Regions from separate parts of the Mus musculus genome. Here region 2 is linked to region 1. Evidence: chromatin loops called from intact Hi-C (ENCODE). Cell type or tissue: gastrocnemius. All regions are shown on one strand. Region 1 holds the start of Zpbp2 (zona pellucida binding protein 2). Region 2 overlaps Ikzf3 (IKAROS family zinc finger 3).

Region 1 (5,000 bases):
AACACGAGTGGCTCACATTGTCTCTGAGATCACAGAACCATAGCAGCATCTCCACTGACATGAGTTCTGCAGGACAATATGGAGCTCGGAGACATTCTAAGGTTTAATAAACACTAAGGTTTAATTTTAGTACTGAAAAGGGGAAATTTGTTGTTTGTTAGTTTCTAAAAGCAAAAATAGCAACGTCAAAAGTAGCAGAAGAGGAACTGTACACTTTCACAGGGATGAGAAGGATGAATAGTTAATTGGTTATTTAAAAGACAGAGAGAAACTTGGGGGTTTCTGTTACAATGTTCTCTATACAGAACAGCAAACTGTTACCATGCTGTTTGCTGCTTATTCCAGTCTCTCCAGATACCTGAAGAGACAAATAAAAAGCAGAGCCGTACAACCATTTGTGTAGCAATTCTACCCTCAAGTGGGTGGAGCATAAATCTCTCCTCTTTAAGTGCAGAGTACAAACAGTACAGTATTGGGGGCAAGGGATAACCTTATATGGAGTAACCTGACAAACATTTAATGCATTTAACATTAAAAGTGGAAAAGTAGCCGGGCGTGGTGGTGCACGCCTTTAATCCCAGCACTTGGGAGGCAGAGGCAGGCGGATTTCTGAGCTCGAGGCCAGCCTGGTCTACAAAGTGAGTTCCAGGACAGCCAGAGCTACACAGAGAAACTCTGTCTCGAAAAAAACCAAAACAAAACAGTGGTAAAGTATGATGTTAGTATGTATCAGTGATATGATGTATTGGGAACGTCACTTTTCTGCTGCCATCCTCACAAAAATCTATAATTCTATGCAATAATGAGAAAAACCATCAAGCAAAGTCCAAGAGAGTCTTTCCACAAAATACTTGATCATTTAAGGCTGAGTCCGGATCTTCAAAGCAGTCCTTAACTGTCAAAGTCAACAACAACCAAAAGGAAAGAAAACAAGAGAAGAAAGAGAACAAGAAAAGTCTGAGAAACTGTCAACAGCTCAGAAGAACCTGAGGGGACAGCACAACTAAATGTGACACGAAAGCCTGAGTGTGACTCTGGTGCAGATAAACTACGGAAATATTAAAAATATGAACTTTAATTAACAATGCTGTATCATGCCAGGCATAGACTGCATGTTTTTAATCCCAGCACTTGGGAAGCTGAGGCAAGAGTATCTCTGGTTTGAGGATAGTGTGGTCTATAAAGAAAGTTCCAGGACAACTAGGGCTATACAGAAAGACCCTCTTTGTTAAAAGGAAAGAAAAAGAGAAAAGAAGGAAAGACAGGATAGCCCAAGTGTACAACTGTGCCTTGGCAAGTATCAATATGTAATGTTTCATGTTAGAATAGTGCCTTGTGATATCAGCATTATTAATTTGTCTTCTAGGGCTGGAGAGATGGCTTAGTGGTTAAGAGCATTGACTGCTCTTCCATAGGTCCTGAGTTCAAATCCCAGCAACCACATGGTGGCTCACAACCGTCGATAATGAGATCTGACGCCCTCTTCTGGTGCATCCGAAGACAGCTACAGTGTACTTAGATAAAATAATAAATAAATCTTTTTTAAAAATCAAATAAATTTGTCTTCTATAAAAATATCTATCATATACTGAATTACTGACCTAAATCAGTTTAAATGAGATATTGAGAAATAAAGGAAATCAGTATAGATTTCATAGTGAACCCAGCTCATGTAGCGTCTCCATAGAGTCAGATGACAAGGTTTGTCTGGGCTGCCCAGCATGATGCTACCTGCCTTTAATTCTAGCACTCACAAGGCAGAGGCAGACAGATCTCTAGGAGGCCAGTCTGGACTATATAACAAGTTCTGGGTCAGCCAGAGGTACACAGAGAAACACTGTCTCAAAATAAGTAAACAAAACTAAAGCACAAAGCTTACATCAAACATTTACATGGATACTTCCAAGACCCAAACTAACTCTCTCTCTCTCTCTCTCTCTCTCTCTCTCTCTCTCCCTCTCTCTCTCTCTCTCTCATTTCTTTTCTTCTTGCTTGTTTGTTTTGAGACAGGGTTTCTCTATGTAGCCCTGGCTGTCCTGGAATTCTCTCTGTGGACCAGGCTGGCCTAAAACTCGGAGATCTGCCCTCCTCTGCTTCTGCCTCTGCTACCTGAGTGCTGGGATTCAAGGTATGTGCTACCACTACCCAGCTAAAGGTTTTCTTTTTAATTCTGTATATATGGGAGGGATGGAGAGGGTATATACACGTGAATGCAGGCATCCATGGTTTCCAGAAGAGGGCACTGGCTCACCTGGAACTGAGTTAAAAGGGTGTTGTTGTAAGCTACCCAGCTGGATCCTGGAACTAGAGCCCTCTGGAAAAGCAGATAAACTCTCAACCACTGAGCAATCTCTCCAGCCCGACTATTCTAACACTCTTCTATAAGAGTTAAGATTTAACACATAAGTTTATGAGAATCGTGTGCAATAACTGAGAAGTTAGTAATACTTTGTACTTTTGGAAAATGTTTTGATTAAATCTGAAGTGAGGTGTCTCTGCGGTTATGAACACTGGCTGCTCTTCTAAAGGACCCACGTTTGATTCCCAGCATCCAAATGGCTGCTCACAACCATTGTTAACTCCAGTCCCAGAGGCGACACACTCTTTGGCCTCTGTGGGCAGTGCATGCCTGTGGTGCACAGACAGACAGAAATGCAAGCAAAACACCCATCCACATTTTTAACAGTTGAGGCTAACCCATGAGTCTAGACGTAGTAACTGACAGGGGGTGGATCTGACTCATTGAATCCCATTTCATGCTTGTGCTAGATCGATAAAATTAACAGTGACTAAAAATGAAATTACTGACAAAGGTTGCTCCTGGACCATCTGAGACAGTCCAAATACTGACTCGGCTCAAAGGAAATAAAACTGAAAACTCCTGATCTCACCCCAAATAACCATTCTGCACCCTATCTGAACCTTGGGCTCTCTCCCTAACCAACCTACTCAAAACCACTACTGAGAGCGGTGCTCTACTGCCAAGAGGTAAACAACACCTAAAGTCTTTCAGGTCACCTAAAATAGCAGTCAAGATGGGACCACGCATGATGGGGTTAGCGACTCAATTCAGTAAAGGCCCTGGGTTTGGTCCCCAGCACAGGGTTCAGAAGAACTTTGAAAGACTATTTTGGAGCTCCCTGAGAGTGACTTATCTCACATCAGCTGAGGAAAAGATCACCCGCTCTCGCCTTCCTTTCGAAGGGACCCATTCTCTAAAGCAAAGTTACTTCCGAATAAATTTGCATGAGGGGGTGTCCCTTACATCATCTCACACTCTAAGCTGAAAAAAATAAAGGTTTAACCTTCCTCCACGTGGGAAGGTCTGAGGGCACCCTTCTGAAGCACAGAGGAGAGGGCTCTTCAAGGTCTTGGTTTTGTATGCCAGAAAAATGCAACTAGGTGAAAACTGGATGTGACGTTTTGACAGATCCAGCAACGCTAGCAACGTTAGCTCGGGGTTCCAGAGCTGAGCCCTCGCTTTTAGGAAATTCTCACAAACATCTCCCTTCTTCTGATCGCCAAACTACGGCATCCTTGGGCTGCTCAGAGCCGCCGCCACCGTCCTTAGGACCCACTGTGTTCACTCATCAGTTCCTTTAGTCTGAGGAAGTCTTGAGTTCGTTTCCTTTACTCGTCACACCACCAGGCCGACTAGAGCTAGAGAGCGGGAACACGGGACCCAAGGAGAGGTGCGAAAGGCTCGGAGGGTGCAGCGCTCCGCAACTGCGCGTGCGCCAGGAGGCGGGGCTCTCCATCTGCGAGCGCTTGCCCCGCCCCTCGTGCCAAGCCGGAACACGCAGGCGCTCTCGGGCACAGCCGCCCCCGTGATAGCCTGGGACCGGTAGGGAAGATGCCCTTGGCGGTTTGCTTCGCTCTGTAGAGGAGCGATGGGGAGGCGTTGGGCCTGGCCTGAGGTAGGAGGGCACCCAGCCGTCGCCACTAGTGCCTGAGCCGTGATGCTTGCGTGGGCCCTACTCTACGCGGTGCTCTGGTCTCTCGCAGGAGGTGGGGCTTGGCCCGCAGGCTCCTCCCCCGTCCCTCCTTCTTCGCCTCCGCCCCGCCCCGCCCTGAACCGTGTGTCCTCCAAACACTAATAATAAGCCAGAGGTGTTCTCTCCTCCGCAGTTGGATCGCAACGTTCTTCCTTATTCAATATCAAAGGCTTTGTTTACGGCACGGTAGGGCACCCAGGTAATACGTGCCTCTTCTCACGCAAGGCTTGTCCCAAGAGCTGGGGATGCATCCTCTTAGGTTCTTCAGGCAGGGAAAAGGGAGCTAGGCAGGAGGGCGTCTGTGCTCTGCAGTTCGGGAAGTTTGCATCATTGCCCTCAAAGCTAGTCTTCTATTCCAGTGTTCACCACAGATCTGCCGCTCTGATACCACGTCTCTCTTTCAAATACTTCTGCTTTGTAATGGGTGAAGGCACTTAGCAGAGTGGACGCCCCTCTGGAAGGCTCTTCTCTCCCTCTTGTATTAACCAGCCCTATTCATGCATCAAACATCAGCTCCAGTGTTACTACTCTCTGTAGTTTTCCTACATTCAGGAAAAAGTACTCCAAATTTGAAATAACACTGCACTCCGTCTAGAACAATTCCACATTTAAGGCCTTTCTCTTCCCAACACCACCATTACACTGCCAAACTGAACAATAGACTTTAGAGATTCTGATCCTGGCAATGATTGGACCTTAAAAAGTACCTTGTGAGACTAGGTACTATCTATCCAGTTGAGTCACTGTTGTACACCTTTCTAGTAAACACTGCACAAGACAACAGGAAGCTTACGCGAAATACCAAGTTTTCAGTTTTGAAATAGTTTGTCAGTCAAGCTAACATCCTGTAACATTGATTCCATAGCTCCTTATTGGAGCTATTTATTAATGTGTACGTTAAAAGGAACTTGATCTTCATTTTTCTAGACTGTCACAAAATAAAAATATTACCGACAAAGTACAGTTTAAAGGTTTACTATGGGGAAGCAGCAAAGACTTCATTCT
Region 2 (5,000 bases), 52 kb before region 1:
TTATAAACTCTCTTATTCCCTACAGCTGTTAAGCTAGCTGAGGGCAGAAGCCACAGCCCTGGGCTAGTAGTCTCTCTCTCTCTCTCTCTCTCTCTCTCTCTCTCTCTCTCTCTGTGTGTGTCTCTGTGTCTCTCTCTGTGTCTCTGTCTCTCTCCCCCCCCTCTCTGTATCTCTCCCTCTCTCTCTCTCTCTGTGTCTCTGTGTCTCTGTCTCTCTCTCTGTGTCTCTCTCTCTGTGTGTCTCTGTCTCTCTGTCTCTCTCTCTGTGTCTCTGTCTCTCTCTGTGTCTGTCTCTCTCTGTCTCTGTCTCTGTCTCTCTCTGTAACTCTCTGTATTCTCTATGACACTGCTTTGCCAGTAGCTACCTAGAGCAGAGGTGGGGCTGCCCTAGAAAAGGGTGGCAGAGATCAAAGCACACCTGGCTCTTGCTGAAGATTTTAGTTCTGTCTCCAGTGCCCACACTAGGCAACTCACAACCATCTGTAATTCCAGCCACAGGGTATCCAATACTCCTTTCTGACCTCTGTGGGTACCTGTACTCACACGTGCACGCTCGTGTACACACACACACACACACACACACACACACACACACACTTTTTTCCTTTTAATGAGTTGAGGAGCTGGGCTTAACTATGTACCTGGTGTCCCAGCTGCTCAGGAGGCTAAGGCAGAAGGACCACAGGAGCTCATGGGCTTGAGAATATTGTAGGCAATATAACAAGACTGCGTTAAGCAACAACAACAAAATCAAGTAAAAAAAATACTCGCTTTTAATTTTTTGAAAATTATTTTATCTTGTAACTGGGTATGGTAGAAAATGCCTTTAATTTCAGCCCTTGGGAGGTAGAGGCAAGTAGATTTCTGTGAGTATGAGGCCAGTCTGGTCTACATAGTGAGTTCCAGCATAAACCGTGGCTATAGAAACCCTTTCTCAACAACAACAACAACAACAACAAAATAAAAGACAAATTATCTTATATCACACATATGGGTGTTTTATATGCACGTCTATCTGTGTATTACTTGCATGTCTGATGCCTGTAGAGGCCAGAAGAGGGTATCAGATCTCCTGAAGCCGGAGTTACGAACAGTTATGAGACACTATGCGGGTCCTGGGACTCAAACCTAGGTCTTCTGGAAAGGTCCCATTCTTAACCACTGAGCATCTCTCCAGTCCCCCAATTCCCTCTTAAAAACACTAAAACCCAAGTAATAACAGCAATCAAACTAGCCAGGAATGGCGCTACAGATCAGTAATCCCTGTACTCTGAAGGTGGAGACTGGAGGACGGGAAACTCAAGACCGACTGGGGCTATAGTGAGACCTTGAACCAAAACCAAAACAAGCAAACACTGGAAAAACAATAACAAAACAAAAAGACCTCAGAAGACCAGGGGCTGCCCGTGTTTGCTTGTTTGTTTTTTGTTTGTTTTCTAAGACATGCTTTCTATGTGTAACAGCCCTGGCTGTCCTGGAACTCTCTTTCTAAACCAGGCTGGCCTCGAACTTATAGAGCTCTACCTGCCTCTGCTTCCCCAGTGCTGGGATTAAAGGTGTGCGCCACCATGGCCTGGCATGATTGCATGTTTTTTAAAACAGAAATTGTGGAACCAATGAGACGGGTAAATGCATTTGCTATGCAAGCTTCATGATCTGAGTTTGACTCCTGGGACCCTCAGTGGAAGGGGACATCTGACCCTTACAAATTGTCCTCTGAGCTCACATGACACACTATAGCCTGTCTGCCCCTCACCTCCCTATTTCATAAAATAAAATAAAACCTGGATATTTTTGGAGTCTCACCTTGATCTACTAATTAGGGAGAAGGGCCTCTATCATGTGAGGAAGGCGTAAAGGCAAGCGCTACCGTACCAGGTGTGCACGTAGGTACTGGAGAGCCAACCCTGTGGGTGCTAGGGATTGAGGGCTTGGTACACTTAGGCAAGAGGTGCTTTACATACTGAGTTACGTTCCCAACCAAAGTCTGAAGTCTTTTGTAAAGTGAATGAACTGTTTGCAATGTGGGCAATCTCGCACTTGGTTTTGTAAATTCTAACCTTATTATAATTAGATCAGGTTTCTCAGACAATCTGAATTGACTCTTCAAACAGCACCGAGAAGCCGCTTAGGCACTAGTAAGATTTATTTCTTAAGTCGGGTGATGGGTCTCTCGATGCTCACTTTATTAGTGTTCTTTAAACTGTAAGTTTAATTATAATCTGCCTTTTTGTGTGTATGATCTATTTCATAATAAAAAAAATATTAAAGGCTTCCTAAGTAAATTTCATGTAATTGAACTTGGGGAGAAGAGAACATAGCAAACCACAAATTGCTGATAAAAGTAATTGCTCTACATCCCCAGAGGGAGGAAAAGATGTTTGAATTGAATCTAACCCATAGGAAATTAGATTAAACTAAACTTTCTGAAGGAGCTGCTCTGGGGGACCATTGTTCCCATCGCTGTCTGTGTTCAGGAGGCCGCTTAGGAGGATGGAGCACACTAACACACACACCCCCTAGAGAGAATTTTGTAGGCTGAGGAGAACAAAGGTTTGGCTCACTGGGGCAGACGCACATGGTTTCACTTCCTGGGGTGATGCTTATCACTTGAAAGGCTCGAGCTCCTGGAGTAGACATTTTTGGTTTCACCTGAGACACTGCAAAAACAATGGGTCCTGGAAAGGATCCAGACCCTAAGTCCTTCAGGGGCCATAGCAGCCTCAGCCAACTGTGCCTCCGTTTGTTTTTACAGGCACATAAAATGCTCGCCTGGAGAGCAGACCCCATCAAAGACACACAGAACAGGCAACTTGGGTTCCTCGGGTGGCGCGTTGCTTGAAGGAACATCCGAGTATTAATAGGAGGTGCTGAATTTCCACTCTGAAACACGAGATCTCAAAGTCCAACAGGAAGGCCAGGGGTGAAAGAATGGCCGTCAGTTTGCCAGCGATGTGGCCAGAAGGGACAAAACAACATAGAGGCTGTTAGACCGGGGAAGACAAAAAACGGGATGATGTTGTTCAAGTGTTTTACAAGGATGGAGGGTCGTAACCATGAAACCCTCAGCACATGCAAAAGTCAACTGGATAACAAAGACGCTTAATCATCTTAATGTGGCATTTTAATGATGCGCCGACTTGCTATGCCAATTCAGAGATAATGAGGCCCTAATGCTACAGATGTTCAGCCAGGCTAAAAGAAAGGCGGGGGGATTTTCTAGCATGCCATTTCCTAACTATCCAATTAAACAAATTGTGAAAGCACCTAAATAGTTTACCAGGTTTTGACAGCTGTTAATAGGATTTAGAAGCCTGATGGAGGAAAAGCAAACCGGGAGACGCAGGTTCCGTAGGTGTCTTGTCCATACACACACAGTGTCCACACACACACACACACACAGTGTCCACACACACACACACACACACACACACACACACACAGTGTCTACAAACATAGTCACATAGTGTCCACACACACACACACACACAGTGTCCACACACTCACACAGTGTCCACACACACAGGTAACTAGAACCACTAGATCCCTCATAAACGTGATGTCTGTACATCTTTCCCGGGATGTCCTCTTTGTATCAAGAATGAAAACACTGAAATGATCGTCTTTTTCCTTTTCCTGGTTCACCATTTTATGTATGAAGGCATTCAAGAGAAAAGAGAAACTCTGATGTTTTGAGAACTAAGGAATATGGAGGGTTTTGGGTGTTTACTAAAACTCTAAAGTCTCAATGCATATTAAACTTCTGATCAATGATTGGCAGGACCTGTTACGGTTTCTCTTCTCTGGCCTTTAAAGATAAGATGATGGGCCGTTGTTATTTTTTGAAGTGTCTATTTTAAGATCAAAAAAACGGGAAAGGCGACCCGATCTACGAAGGGATGAGATGTTCCCATCTCAAGCACGCGGAAGAGCGAGCAAGCAGGCTTGGGTTAAGGTGCTCATGAAAACAAGTCCTCCTCCACCTTTCAATTTTCTCTGTCAAGTATTTACACACATACTGGGTAAACCATGTCACTTCGATTGCAAGAGAATTAGCGCACTCCCCCAAAGTTAACAGTTACAAAAGAGACACCCTCGCCCCGCCAGTTTAACCAAGGACACCAGTCTGTGCCTTGGTCGTTGACTGTCCACACAGTTCATTCAGATAATAGCAACAATGACTTTGTTCAATCATTTCAGTACATTTCTTGGCTTTCCATTTAGATAAGATTGGCTACATCCAACATCAGGAATACTCTGCACCCAGGGATAGGTGAGGTTTCAGCAACCTGACTTAGCGAAGCTTTTTAAATGTCATGGAACCAGGCATGGCCCTTCATTGAAAAAAACCCCGAAAATCCTGAAGAACCAACCAGCGCATGAAGGCTTCTCCCGAACCACATAGCACTGTAAGTCTAAAGCATCGTTTAGTTCCGCCCATTCCAAAGACCATCTTCATCTGGCTCAGCCCTTAAGAGCTCCTGTTGCTTTTACAGAGCACCTGGGTTCGCTTCCCAGCACCCATGTCATGGTTCACAACTTTCTGTAACTTAAGTTCCAGGGGACCCAATGCCCCTTTCTGGCCTCTGAGGGCACCAGGCACGAAAATGGTGCATATTCATACAGGCAAAGCAGTCATATACATAAAATAATACAATAAAGAACTCTACAGAGATTTCTTTTATCTATTGTTTGAATCTATATTTTATCTAGAATTTGTAATTCTGAGCAGTAATTGCTATGCCTGAAAAATGAATGAAAATACAGGCTGGACAAGATGGCTCCATGATTAGAGCACTTGTTGCTCTTGGAGAGGACCCAGGTTCAATCCCCAGCGCCTACCTGGTGACTCTCAACCAGCCAACCTTCCAATTCCAGGGGATCTATCCCTCTTTTTTTGAGACAGGATCTCACTCTGTAGCTCTGGCTGTCTCAGAATTCACTACATAGCCCAGGCTAGTCTCAAACTCACAGAGCTCTACCTGCTTCTGCCTCCTGAGT

What was found. Hi-C counts contacts between places; a loop is a spot of excess contacts. Peaks named below come from ENCODE experiments on the same cell type or tissue, not always from the same donor. Only the 100,000 strongest peaks of a DNase experiment are listed, where the experiment ranks them.
Region 2: it touches region 1 in a loop (1.9-fold over the local background); 6 of 42 quality-filtered maps call a loop at or near these places.

What each region holds. Positions count from the first base shown.
Region 1 is chr11:98,547,315-98,552,314 of GRCm38, forward strand. Zpbp2 (zona pellucida binding protein 2) reads left to right here and starts at 3,783. Exons shown (of 8, transcript NM_027061.2): 1 at 3,783-4,008; 2 at 4,129-4,194. The coding sequence starts at 3,960. In gastrocnemius, a CTCF peak has its summit at 2,226 (motif pointing right); a DNase peak (open chromatin) is centred at 3,773; H3K4me3 peaks cover 1,202 bases; H3K27ac peaks cover 721 bases.
Region 2 is chr11:98,494,945-98,499,944 of GRCm38, forward strand. The region is part of intron 3 of Ikzf3 (IKAROS family zinc finger 3); the gene reads right to left. Among named protein-coding and RNA genes, the nearest start is that of Ikzf3, 49 kb to the right of the region's middle. RefSeq lists an enhancer at 2,015-3,791. In gastrocnemius, no CTCF peak of the experiment used is centred here; no DNase peak of the experiment used is centred here; H3K27ac peaks cover 233 bases.